Regions from separate parts of the Mus musculus genome. Here region 1 is linked to region 2. A link is a loop called in an ENCODE intact Hi-C map of the cell type or tissue named here. Cell type or tissue: gastrocnemius. All regions are shown on one strand. Each heading gives the region's core, and the rest is flanking DNA. Links, peaks and the distances in the headings are about the cores only. Region 1 overlaps Gm35695 (predicted gene, 35695). Region 2 has its middle 5.9 kb from the start of Gm35582.

The links. Peaks named below come from ENCODE experiments on the same cell type or tissue, not always from the same donor. Only the 100,000 strongest peaks of a DNase experiment are listed, where the experiment ranks them.
Region 1: a loop joins it to region 2, with 6 times the contacts of the local background. A loop is called at or near these places in 20 of 42 quality-filtered maps.

What each region holds. Positions count from the first base shown.
Region 1 is chr2:178,662,033-178,667,415 of GRCm38, forward strand. Gm35695 (predicted gene, 35695) reads left to right here. Exons shown (of 4, transcript NR_166157.1): 3 at 1,010-1,140; 4 at 3,112-3,475. Among named protein-coding and RNA genes, the nearest start is that of Gm35695, 5.4 kb to the left of the region's middle. In gastrocnemius, for the core only: a CTCF peak has its summit at 3,179 (motif pointing left); a DNase peak (open chromatin) is centred at 3,179.
Region 2 is chr2:178,505,249-178,510,631 of GRCm38, forward strand. No RefSeq gene overlaps it. Among named protein-coding and RNA genes, the nearest start is that of Gm35582, 5.9 kb to the left of the region's middle. In gastrocnemius, for the core only: no CTCF peak of the experiment used is centred there; DNase peaks (open chromatin) are centred at 2,339 and 3,321.

The DNA.
Region 1 (5,383 bases), core at 236-5,235, 160 kb after region 2:
GACCATCTGGCTTACTGTAGATTCACATCATCTACAAAAGAAAAAGCATGACCATGGGCTGACAACTGAAAAAGAAGCTGCAAAGGGCAGACTCAGCTGCAGCAGATACCCGACCTATCATCAATTCTGAAGATGGAGAATGGAGCCACAAGACAAACATGGAAGATGACTCTCTGGCTGGGGGAAGGCCCTCAAGCCTTTCAGCCAGCAAGGGAAAGGGACCACCATGCAGTGTAAGAAAGGAACTGTGTTCTTGCAGAGTGCTTGGGGAAACAGCCCACCCAGAGCCTCCAGACAGGATCAGGGCCAGATTCTGTTCATGAAACCTGGGCTGGCCTTTTGGTCTCCAAAGGCATGAGGCAGCAATATCAGGTTTACCTTGCTAAGCTTAAGGCAGAGTAGAAGTAGAAAAGTAACATAGAAGCAGAGCTTGCACCAAACTAAGGTAGTGGACACTCAGTCAACCATGGCCCATTGCTCAACTGTGGACACTCAGTAAACTGTGACCCATTGCCCAAGTGTGGACATGGTCAACTGTGGCCCATTGTTCAAGTGTTGACACAGTCAACAGTGGCCCATAGTCCAAGTGTTGACACAGTCAACTGTAGCCCATTGTTCAAATGTTGACACAGTAAATAAACCATGACTCATTGTCCAAGTGTGTCCCAAAGCTCTCATGGAGCTGATAGGTCTCATTTGCATCCTGCCTTTAAGTCAGAAACGACCCACCTCAATGTGCAGGGGATGCCTGTGTTCACTCCCCTATGGAAGTACGGGTTCTTGCCTGTTGTGTCCCAGCCATTGTCTGCCTGGCCACCAACTTCTCTGAACCTCTGTGAGATTGACACTTGTGAAGACCACTGATGAGCAAGATGATGGACTATTCATCTTTCTACTCCTGGATGATGTCACACGATCTTCTTCTACTTCTTACTTACCAGTGTTATCACCATGATGGGGGTTATTCTTTTAATTTAATTTTAAAAAAGGTTTATTTTTTATTTTATAGGTATGAGCATTTTTGCATGTCCAGTAATGAAGGCTCAAAGATGGAGCTGAATTCCCTGGCATGGGGTTCCTGGATGGTTTTAAGCCACCATGTGACTGTAGGGAACCCAACCTGGGTCCTCTGTGAAAACAGTGAGTGCTTCAGCCCTGAGCTCATCGTTGTTGTGTTTCCATAATACCCCAGACAACAGTTGGGAGTGTTTTCACCACAAAGAGACAGCAAGTGTTTATTGTGTGCTGATTACTACCTTATCATTACACAATGCACACATGCATCAAAACATCACATTTTCCCATAAATATGTACAATTATATGTCAATCAAAAGTAACGTAAAACAAGAGTAGGAAAGGCCTGGTGAGATAGGAGTATAACGCCCCACACTACCTCACAGGGTTTGCTTGCTCATCAATCATGACTAGCTCCAAGGCCACTGTGCAGGACATGAGGTGTCAAGAATTGTGGGATTATAAAAAAGGACAGAGAACAAAGAAAGAGGGGGAATTCCTTTGATTTTTAAAAAAGAGATAAACTGGGTCAAAAAAAGAAATATAGCTTAAATCTGTATTGTAAGCTAATTCCATTTTGAAGTCTTTTGGGAGACCTTGCATGTTCATTGCTATAAAGCCTTGGCACGCTGAGGATATCCCTCCATACACTGACATTTCATTCTAAGTTAATGCGCAAGGCCATGCCTTGCTTTTCTGGAAAGGAAAGGGCTGAGGATGGGAGGAAGCCCAAAACACATTGCTTTAAAACTCTACTTCCGAACGCATCCACTGTGTGACATTTAAGTCAGCAACAATTAGCCACAGCAGTCACAGGCATGCAGAAAGCCACGAGCCAAGCCTGTTGGCATGGGTGCCTTTCTGTAGCACATGGGTTAACCCTCAAGGTTCAGAATTCTCATGTTCCCTGAATGTGCACATCACCTCTCTTCAGTGGCTGTGTGTGAAATTTCCTCTGTGCATCTCTCCTGTCCCCTTGGACTGCTAGTCATCCTTACCCATCTCTCCTGTCCACTAGGATCCCCAGTCATACTTACCCATCTCATGTCTGCTCAGATTCCCTGTCATTTGGGACAGATACAGAAACCTAGAGTCTTGGAGGTCTGATTCTATCTAGAGGCCACAACCCTGGGCCTTAGTATCTTCACTTGTGTGCTGTGCGATGGTGACTCTCCTTCTTCCTCCCAACAGACTCAGGAAAATGTGTTCTCCTCCTTGCTATCATGGAATAGAGATTACCTTGTTTCTGTAGCCATGGCAACCAATTAAACAGAGCAGTGGTGAGGTAGCTAGGTGTATGGTAATGGCAATAGTAATGGAGATATTTATTGATACGCCCAAACAGGAAGAGAGGAGAGGGCCACCCGAGCTGCCTGTGTTCCATGCATGGTTCCCCTTCCCTTTCCCCAGCTGAGGTGGTCTTGTGGTGAGCTGGAGTGTACAGGATCGAGGTTAGCTAGCTGATGAAAGGGGGGTTCTAGGCTTCAGCCTTTGTGAATGTCATCATCCTTGGTGGGTTGAGACTTTACTGGGATACAGCTTTGGGGTTCCCCACACCCACTGATGCTGTGTAGGCAAGCCAAAAGACTCATTGGTCCCTTAAAGTTGATGTTGGTGGAGTCCTTACTCTGGTGTCGAGTCTGGGGTAAAGACATGTCTATTCACATCTCCATAGGCAGGAAAACCTAGGGCAGCAGCAGGGGCACTGGAAAGCTGTGGGAGAGCGCTGAGGTGCTGTCAGCAGGAACAGTGCAGGTACAGTTCTTGCCTACACTTGTTTCTCCCAGCAGTCTGAGAACCTGATTCTGACCCAGTCTGGTGTTTTCCATTCCCCACCTCAGAAGCAAATTAAGGGCGGAGGGAGGGGGGACAGGTCTGTATTGGCTTACAGTCTAACAAGGTGGGGAAGACCGCAGCCCAAGTGTATGCTAGCTTTCTGTATTGTATTGTATTGTATTGTATTGTATTGTATTGTATTGTATTGTATTGTATTGTATTGTATTGTATTGTAGTCAGGAAGCAGAGGCTAGATAGGAATCAGGACCAGTCTAAATAGTGTCAAGGCCCACCTCCACTGACCCACTTCCTCTTTCTAGGCTCCACCATCTGAAGTTTCCATAGTCTCTTGAACAGCGCCACCTGCTGGAGACAGAGTCTTCAGGCACACGAACCTCTCTCAGGGTTGGGATTCCACATCCAAACCGCAGAAGCTGGTCTTGCCAGCCTGCTGTCAGCCTCTCAGCTCTGGCCACTCCATCCAAGGACCGCTGCTGTCTGCTAGCAGGGTGAGGAAGATTTAAGATGTCATCTGTCCCCATCAGTGCCCTAAGTATACAGGGCTGAGTGGTTGCTCTCAAGCTGTTCCCACCGGGCAATGGAACCATTCCTTACTTACTGGTTTATTAACAAAAAAACATTTCCTAACTCACTATTGTAATAATAATGATTATTGCAATTCAAGGCTGTCTGAATTACTATTTTTTATCTTCTATTACCAGTGTCATTAATAATATGTGAAGGTCTATGCATCTCCATCCTGAAGTTTTGAGCCACCTGAGCCAGCCATGGGGATATTTGTACTTACTCTGTCCTGTAAGGGAGCTCTTGGGACTTGGTGTCACCAGGCCAGCCTGGTGCAGAGTTGTATCCCTGAAGGTATACCCAGGTAGCTGAATGTCTCTGTCTCCTGCCACATCCTTGACCACATACCACATAGCCATGGGCAACTTGTGAGATCCTTGTGAAACAGGGGTGGATATGGGGCCTCTGGAGGGATTCTGTCTTTGGAGGAGTTTTGTGATTGTGGTAAACAGCACAGAACAAGAGGAGAGATGGGACATGATTGTCACTGACTTTTGTGCCTCTTAAGGCATCTGGGGGAATGGGAATGGTATTTGCAGAGTCTCTGCATAGACTCAAGAAAGTTGATGCCTTTCATGAAGCCTCCGTCACCATGAGTTAAGGCTAATAAAAAGTAAAATGTACACTAGAGATCTTGGTATCATTCTGTCAAATTATTCTATGCTATTGAAAATAATTCCAAAGTCAAGCATTTTCAGGAATAAGGTTTGAATTACACTCTAATCAGGACTTCGTGGGGTCTAGAACAGGACATCTGCAGAAGTACTGACATGCACGCACTCAGACAGCAGTCAACTGGAGATCTGCAGCAGCTCCCAGCCTGGGCCTCCTTGTCTGGCAGGTCCATATCACCCCTGTCCAGGTTCCTTGGCCCCGAGAGTCAACTTCAGCACTCAGGCTTGGATTCATCCTTAAAATAATCACTTCTCCGATTCGGTCGATGCCATCCTAATCCACACACCCCTACCCGCTCTTGATTTCTCTGGAGCCGACAACTGGTGAGATCCTCTCAAATGAATCTTGAACGTGCAGAACTCAAGGCTGACTGTCCCCCAAGTATTCTATGGTTTGCCACAATGGGTCCTTATTCCTCTGTTTTTGCTAGCTGGACAGGGGCAGGCTGTAGGAAGAGCACGGTTGCACAGAGATCCTCCCTTAGGGAAGCCAATATCCAAGGGGCAGAAGGGGAGGACCTCTGAGCCACTTTCATTAGAGAGATGAGCAAGCATGGTAGGGACTGACCCACAGGCCCCGTGACAGTGTCCCCAAGGAAAGTTTATATTAGAAAGCAGCAGGGAATAGAACCATGGCTGGGGGCATGGAGCTCTGCCTGCTGTCATCAAATCAGGTACCCAGTGTGAGAAGTGCTTCGGGTTCTCCTGCTTGCTATGTTTGAGGAGAAAGCGCTTGTGTCGGGTGGCACTTACCTGCAGAGGTAAGAGACAGACTGTGTGTGCTCAAGTCAGAACACCGGAAAGCTTCCGAGGCTGTGTCAGATAGAAGGTGGAGTCAAGGGGAATCCTCCATGGGTCCTCTCTGCAGACGGCAGGAAGGGCCTTCGGATCTGTAGTGGGAGCTCTCAAGCAACTCAGAGAGGCGTACCTGAGTGGATTAACCCAAGTCATCCCCGAGAGCGCTGACCGGGCATAAGTGACTCACCATTATATATTAGCCTTTAAAACTTTAATAAGGCTCCTCTTAATGTGTAAAGCCAATATTTTCCTTTCTCTGTGTTGGAAAGAGTTGTGCTTTGAGGATGACCAGATCTGCCTGTGAGTGCTGTAGTGTCTTGTGTCTGTGGGCTCCTCAGGAGCCCCAGACTTCTGCAGGACCAGGTCACACAGGGTTCCTGACTGGGTGGTCCACATACCTCTTCCTATCCCAAGGCAATATCTCCTAGTCTATCATCTCATTAATAGGTATTTTGAACATCAGTTACCCACCATGCATTGGTACTGCAGATGTGAGCAATTGACCTACCCATCGTTCTTGGGGGAGGGGGGCTCT
Region 2 (5,383 bases), core at 279-5,278:
ATCTCACTGTTTTAAAAAAAGATAATTTTCATGTGTTTTGCCTGTATGTATGTCTGTGAACCACCATGGCTATCTCTATGTCTGGTTCCTGTAGAGGCCTAAAGAGGCTGTCAGATCCCTGTGACTGGAGTTACAAGTGGTGGTGAGCCACCGTGTAGGTGCTGGGAATTGGTGCTTGTCTTGTGTGTAAGAGACCCTCAGTTCTATGCCACATACTGAACCAGGTGTAGAATGTGGGGTCAGTGCTCTGCCTGCATGTGGGGTCATTCATCCTGCTACAGTAGCTGCTGAGGTGGCTGACAGCCCTGGGCAGGGACCCAATGGAACCCCGGCATCATGGTAATATATGTGAAAGCTGTATGCACCCGTTTGACCCTGCAGAGTCTGTCCTCTTGTTGACGGGCTCTGTGACCAACAAGACAAGATCACACTCCTCATCTTCAAGGCTGCTGCTTCTGGTGACAGCCCTGGTCAAGAGGTATAACCCAGACTTACCTTTAAAGTCTGTGTCCACAGACACCCAAGAGCAGGGACCTGTTTGCCCTGCTCTGGACTCAATCCCCAGAGCTTTTTCCTTGCTGTGTGACTTTGAACAGGTTACTCAACTTCTCTGTGTCCAGGACTTCTCATTTATAGGGTGAGAATGGTACTTAAAGGGTGTGCCTCGGCCACACAGGGGTCTCATGGGAGTGTGTGCTTGCAGTGGACCGATCATTCTAAGCCCCATCCAGCTGTTTACCTTGGCTGTTGAAATTAATGTGGTTAGAGCCCAGTGTCTCCATCTCCCATATGTGGACTCTGCTACGTCCTGGCTTATCAATGGCTTTCCTGTCTTGAACCTTATACTCTCCTCCTGCCTGCTGATCTGGCTCTGTCGTGAGGTCCTCCACCAGCCACCCCTCCATGGCTCACTTCCTCCAGATCACTCTGTGTCTGGGGAGGATGGTGGGTGGTTTCCTCACCGTCACGCTGACCCAGCAGGAAGCTGTGGGCTTCGTTCACATCCGACTGTCAGCTACACAGCATTGCTGCACCCTATGTCTTGTGTAATGGAAGTGGACCTCAGCACCCAGCGCCACCGAGTCAAACTAGGCTCTGCAGTGACCCCACACTGACACCGTGGGGTCAAGTTTCTTCAGGCCGTGAAAGCACGAGTCTGCTCTACAAACAACCGGACTGATGTCGACATTGCAATGTGATGCAGAAGCCATTTGATACCTTTAAAAAAAAAAAGAAACGGGAAATGGAGTTTTCGTGTCTGCTGGTGCTGAAAATGGAGGATAATGACAGAATTATTAAAAACTGTCTTCTCTGCCTCAGACTAATTGCTTATGGTCCATGAGGCTGACTCTGGAATCCAGATGGGAAGCGCTGGATCCCAGGCCCGGGAGACAGGTGTTGGAAGGCCTCAAAGCCAGAGCCACAGATGTGTGGGATCTGGAGCTCCTTAGGTTCGGGATAGACCCTGTTCTTGGTGGGTCAGTTGTTACATTTGCAGGAAAGCCTGGATGGTGACAGCCCTGCAATTTGAAGATGGAACTGTGAGGCCCATGGTGGCTCTACAGTCCTGGGGTCGGTTGGGCTGAGGAAGGGAAGTGGATTTGTCTCTTGCAGGGCTTCTTCAGAGCCTTGAGTAAGATGGTGATGAGAGTTTGTATCAAACAGTGTTGGGAGCTTTCCCCTGGTACACATATGAGAAGGGGAATTGAGGCTTAGAGACAGCTCAGTCAGAGGGTCCCGAGGCATCAGATCTCCACCCCGGCCTATATGCTTCCTCCACTATCCTCTGATGGCTTGGGGAGGCCCCAGAAGAACCAAGCCACAACCTCCTGGGTGTGAAAGATGGAAGCTCTGAATGGCAGAATGGTTGCTAGTGCTCAAAGATGATTTGCTGAAGTGTCTTCTATCTGTCTGGTGGAGTCTCAGGCTGAGATGACTAGGGCCCTGTGCCAGTTGTGAGGTTATGGGTAAAGTACGCCCCGAAATTTCCCGTTGCAGAGGCTCAAAGGTGAGCTGCATCACTCTGTAGCTGTGTGATTTTTTTGGAAATTGTACTCAAACTTTCTGTGTCTAAATCATCCAGACTCATGGGTTTAATATTGAGTGTAATTTCAGTTAATAGATACAAAATATGGGAAAATCTTAAGACTTTGAGCCAAGTTATAAATATCTCTACTGCACATGAGTAGAGTTTAGAGTCTATTCCACTTCATGTTGATTGACAGGTCAGCCAGATGGACCCTGTTGTAGACAGAGAGGATAGTGAGTCTTTCCTAGAAAGAAAAGGCAGAGGAGTGGTGGTAAGCTTCTCCAGTGCAATTCAACCAGTGACCAGCAGATGGCAGAAGCAAGCCAGGAACCGAGCCTGGCCCTGCCCAGGTGCTTAGAGAAATTCTGTCTGGAGCTTTGTGAAGATTAGCTTTGTCAACTTGATACATCCTAGAATCATCAGGGAAAAGAGTCCCAAAGAGGAATTGTCTTGGTCAGGCTGGTCTGTGAGCATGTCTGTGGGGGATCGTCTTGGTTACATTAATTAATGTGGGAAGACCTACCCAGTGTGGGCTGCACCATTTTCCAGGCAGGGGCTCCGGGGCTAAGAGTCAAGAATGCTAGAGCATTTAGCAAGCATTTCCCTCTGATCGTGCCTGTGGATCTGAGGTGACCGGTGCTTCTGCCTTGGCTTCCCCACAATGAGGGGATGTAACCTGAAATTGTGAGCTAAAATTAACATTAACATTCCCCGTAAGCTGTTTTAAAAAGATTGACTTATTTTATGTGTACGGCTGTTTTGCCTGCATGTATGGTTGTGCATCTTGAGTTGGTCTGGTGCCTGAGGCCTGATGAGGGCTCTGGATTCCCTGGGGCCTGAGCCTTCAAGTGAGTGTAGGAATTGAACCCAAGTGCCCCAGGAAAATAGCCAGTGTTTTCATATACTAAGCCATGTCTTTAACACCCCCACCCCAGCTTGCTTTTTTGTTAATAGCTCTATCACAGCAAAAGAAACCAAATGAGAACAACTGTATGGAAACCTCCCGTATAAGAGCCATCTTTCATTCAGAAAGGGCCCTGGTCTGGAGAGCTCACTACCAGGTGGGTCGACTCCTACACTGATAAAACATTTGTCAGATCGCTCTGTGTAAGACTAGAGTTCCCTCTCTGGGCTCTGAATGTGGACATGTGTTTGTTTTATGCCTCGTGGTCAGGGATGGGGGTGGGGACAGCATGTGCCTGGCTAATGTAGCATTCCTGAATCCAAGTGTCCAGTGAGCGGCTATCTGCCAGGCACTTTGCTCTCTTCCAAGAGGACACAGCATAAGGGTCACTGGGGTTTGCATTGCAATCAGGTAGAAAGAAAACATCTAATAGGTGGGTAAGCAAGGCAAGGTAGAGTGGACAGGTGCCCGGTGCAAGAAAGCAAATATGGAGAGACTGTGGGGGAGCATCTGCAGGAGCAGGGAAGGCTGAGGCCTGGCTCCTGGCATCTGTGGGAGCAGGGAAGGCTGAGGCCTGGCTCCTGGAGGAGCTGTGGAGAACTCCACAAGCAGAGGGAGGGCCTGGGCTCATATAGACAGCTGGAGCTCCTCATGTTCATGAACGAGAGCAGAGGATAGGTAGCTGACCAGAAAATCTGGCCTAGGAGGGACAAGGGGGTGTAGGTGCCAATCTGCCCTGTAAACAGGGCAGGCAGGGGAGTCCTGTCTACAGAGAATGGGAGTCACTCAGTAGTTAGACAGAGCCATTTCACATGTCTCAGTCCGTGCAGGTTTGGCTCTGAAGACCTCTTTTTTTCTGAGTGGCCTCTTGTAGGAGGACTTCATTCCCTAGGGTGGCTTGGAATACACAGAGGGTTCCATGTGCTTCCACTGACACCACTGTTCCCTGCACACGCCTGGCCCTTGTGAAGTTGCACACCTGACTCCAGGGTCTCCCAGGGAAGCTGGGGGCAGACAGAATTGCAGGCATCTCCATCTCCCTGCCTCCAGCTTGTTCTGGCTCCTCCCTGGGGCAGGTTTGAAAGCCCAGACACGTCCTCCACATCCAAGCAAATAGTCACACTGACAATTCCTCCCGGGCTCAGGTTCAAGTCCTCATTAAGCTGTTAAGTGGGTGGGGATTTCACTTCCTTCTAGTGGCCCCTGCTTCGTGCCTTGGAACTCAGAGCAGCTGTTGAAGCTCACGGCAGCTGTCAGCAGTTCAGAGCTGAGGCCTCGTCTTGGGTGGAAGTGGGGAAGAGGAGTGAAGAAAAGCTGCGAGGGCCGGGATGAAGTGGGATGAGGCCAGGGGAGGGCAGGGATGGAGTGGGGTGAGGCCAGGGGAGGGCAGAGCAGAAGACTGTACATGGCCAGTGGACAGGGACTGGGTGTTCAAGCAAGGAATTGCCACAGACACTGGTTTCCTGCTTGGGTGGCTCTTTCAGGCCATTTTACACACACACACACACAAAGACATGTATCTGAGCATATACATCATGATACACATATGTATGTACACATATATGCACATGCGTATACATAGGTATACATTTGCATGTACACTCATGCCTGCATATACACACAACACATATATACACATACATGTGTGCATAGGTATATGATGATGTCATATATGCATACTCATGCATACATATACACAGATACAAGGCTAGAGCTATTGCCCAGCATTATAGTGCTTACTTGCCTCATATCTGTAAGGCTCTGGGTTCCATTCCCCAGCACTAAAAACAAACCCATGTGAATGATCATGTATATCTTATCTACAGCTATGCTTGCTACATACATGTGTGTGCACACATGTCTGTGTGTATATGGATGTGCATACTCATAGACCTATCACATGTCCTCATCTATCTCTGCTGTATACAATTATATAGCACAGACTTGGCACTCATGCAGTGTGCCTGCACACAACTGTACAGATCCATAAAGATACATACATGTTTGTGGATTTGCATGCTTTAGTACATACATTTGCATACACACACACACACACACACACACACACACACACACACACACAGCTACAGAATGCCCCCAATACTCACTGTTACAGCATACATACACACACACAGACACACAGACTCTCTCTTTCTCTCTCTCTCTCTCTCTCTCTCTCTCTCTCTCTCTCTCTCTCTCTCTCTCTTTCTCTCTCTCTGCTACAGTTTGAATATATATGTTTCTCCACGATTAGTACCTTGCAGCCTAGACCTTGATGTGACAGTATTACAAAGTGGGCCTGAGGGGGCAGTTAAGTCAGGAAGTTAGAGCCCTTACCAACAGGATCAATAACAGGTGAGCAGGAGGGAACTGGCTTAGACCCTTCCGTGGTCCACCTTCTGACATGTGCAGACACAGAACTGAGGAAGCAGGCACAAAAGCCATCTTGG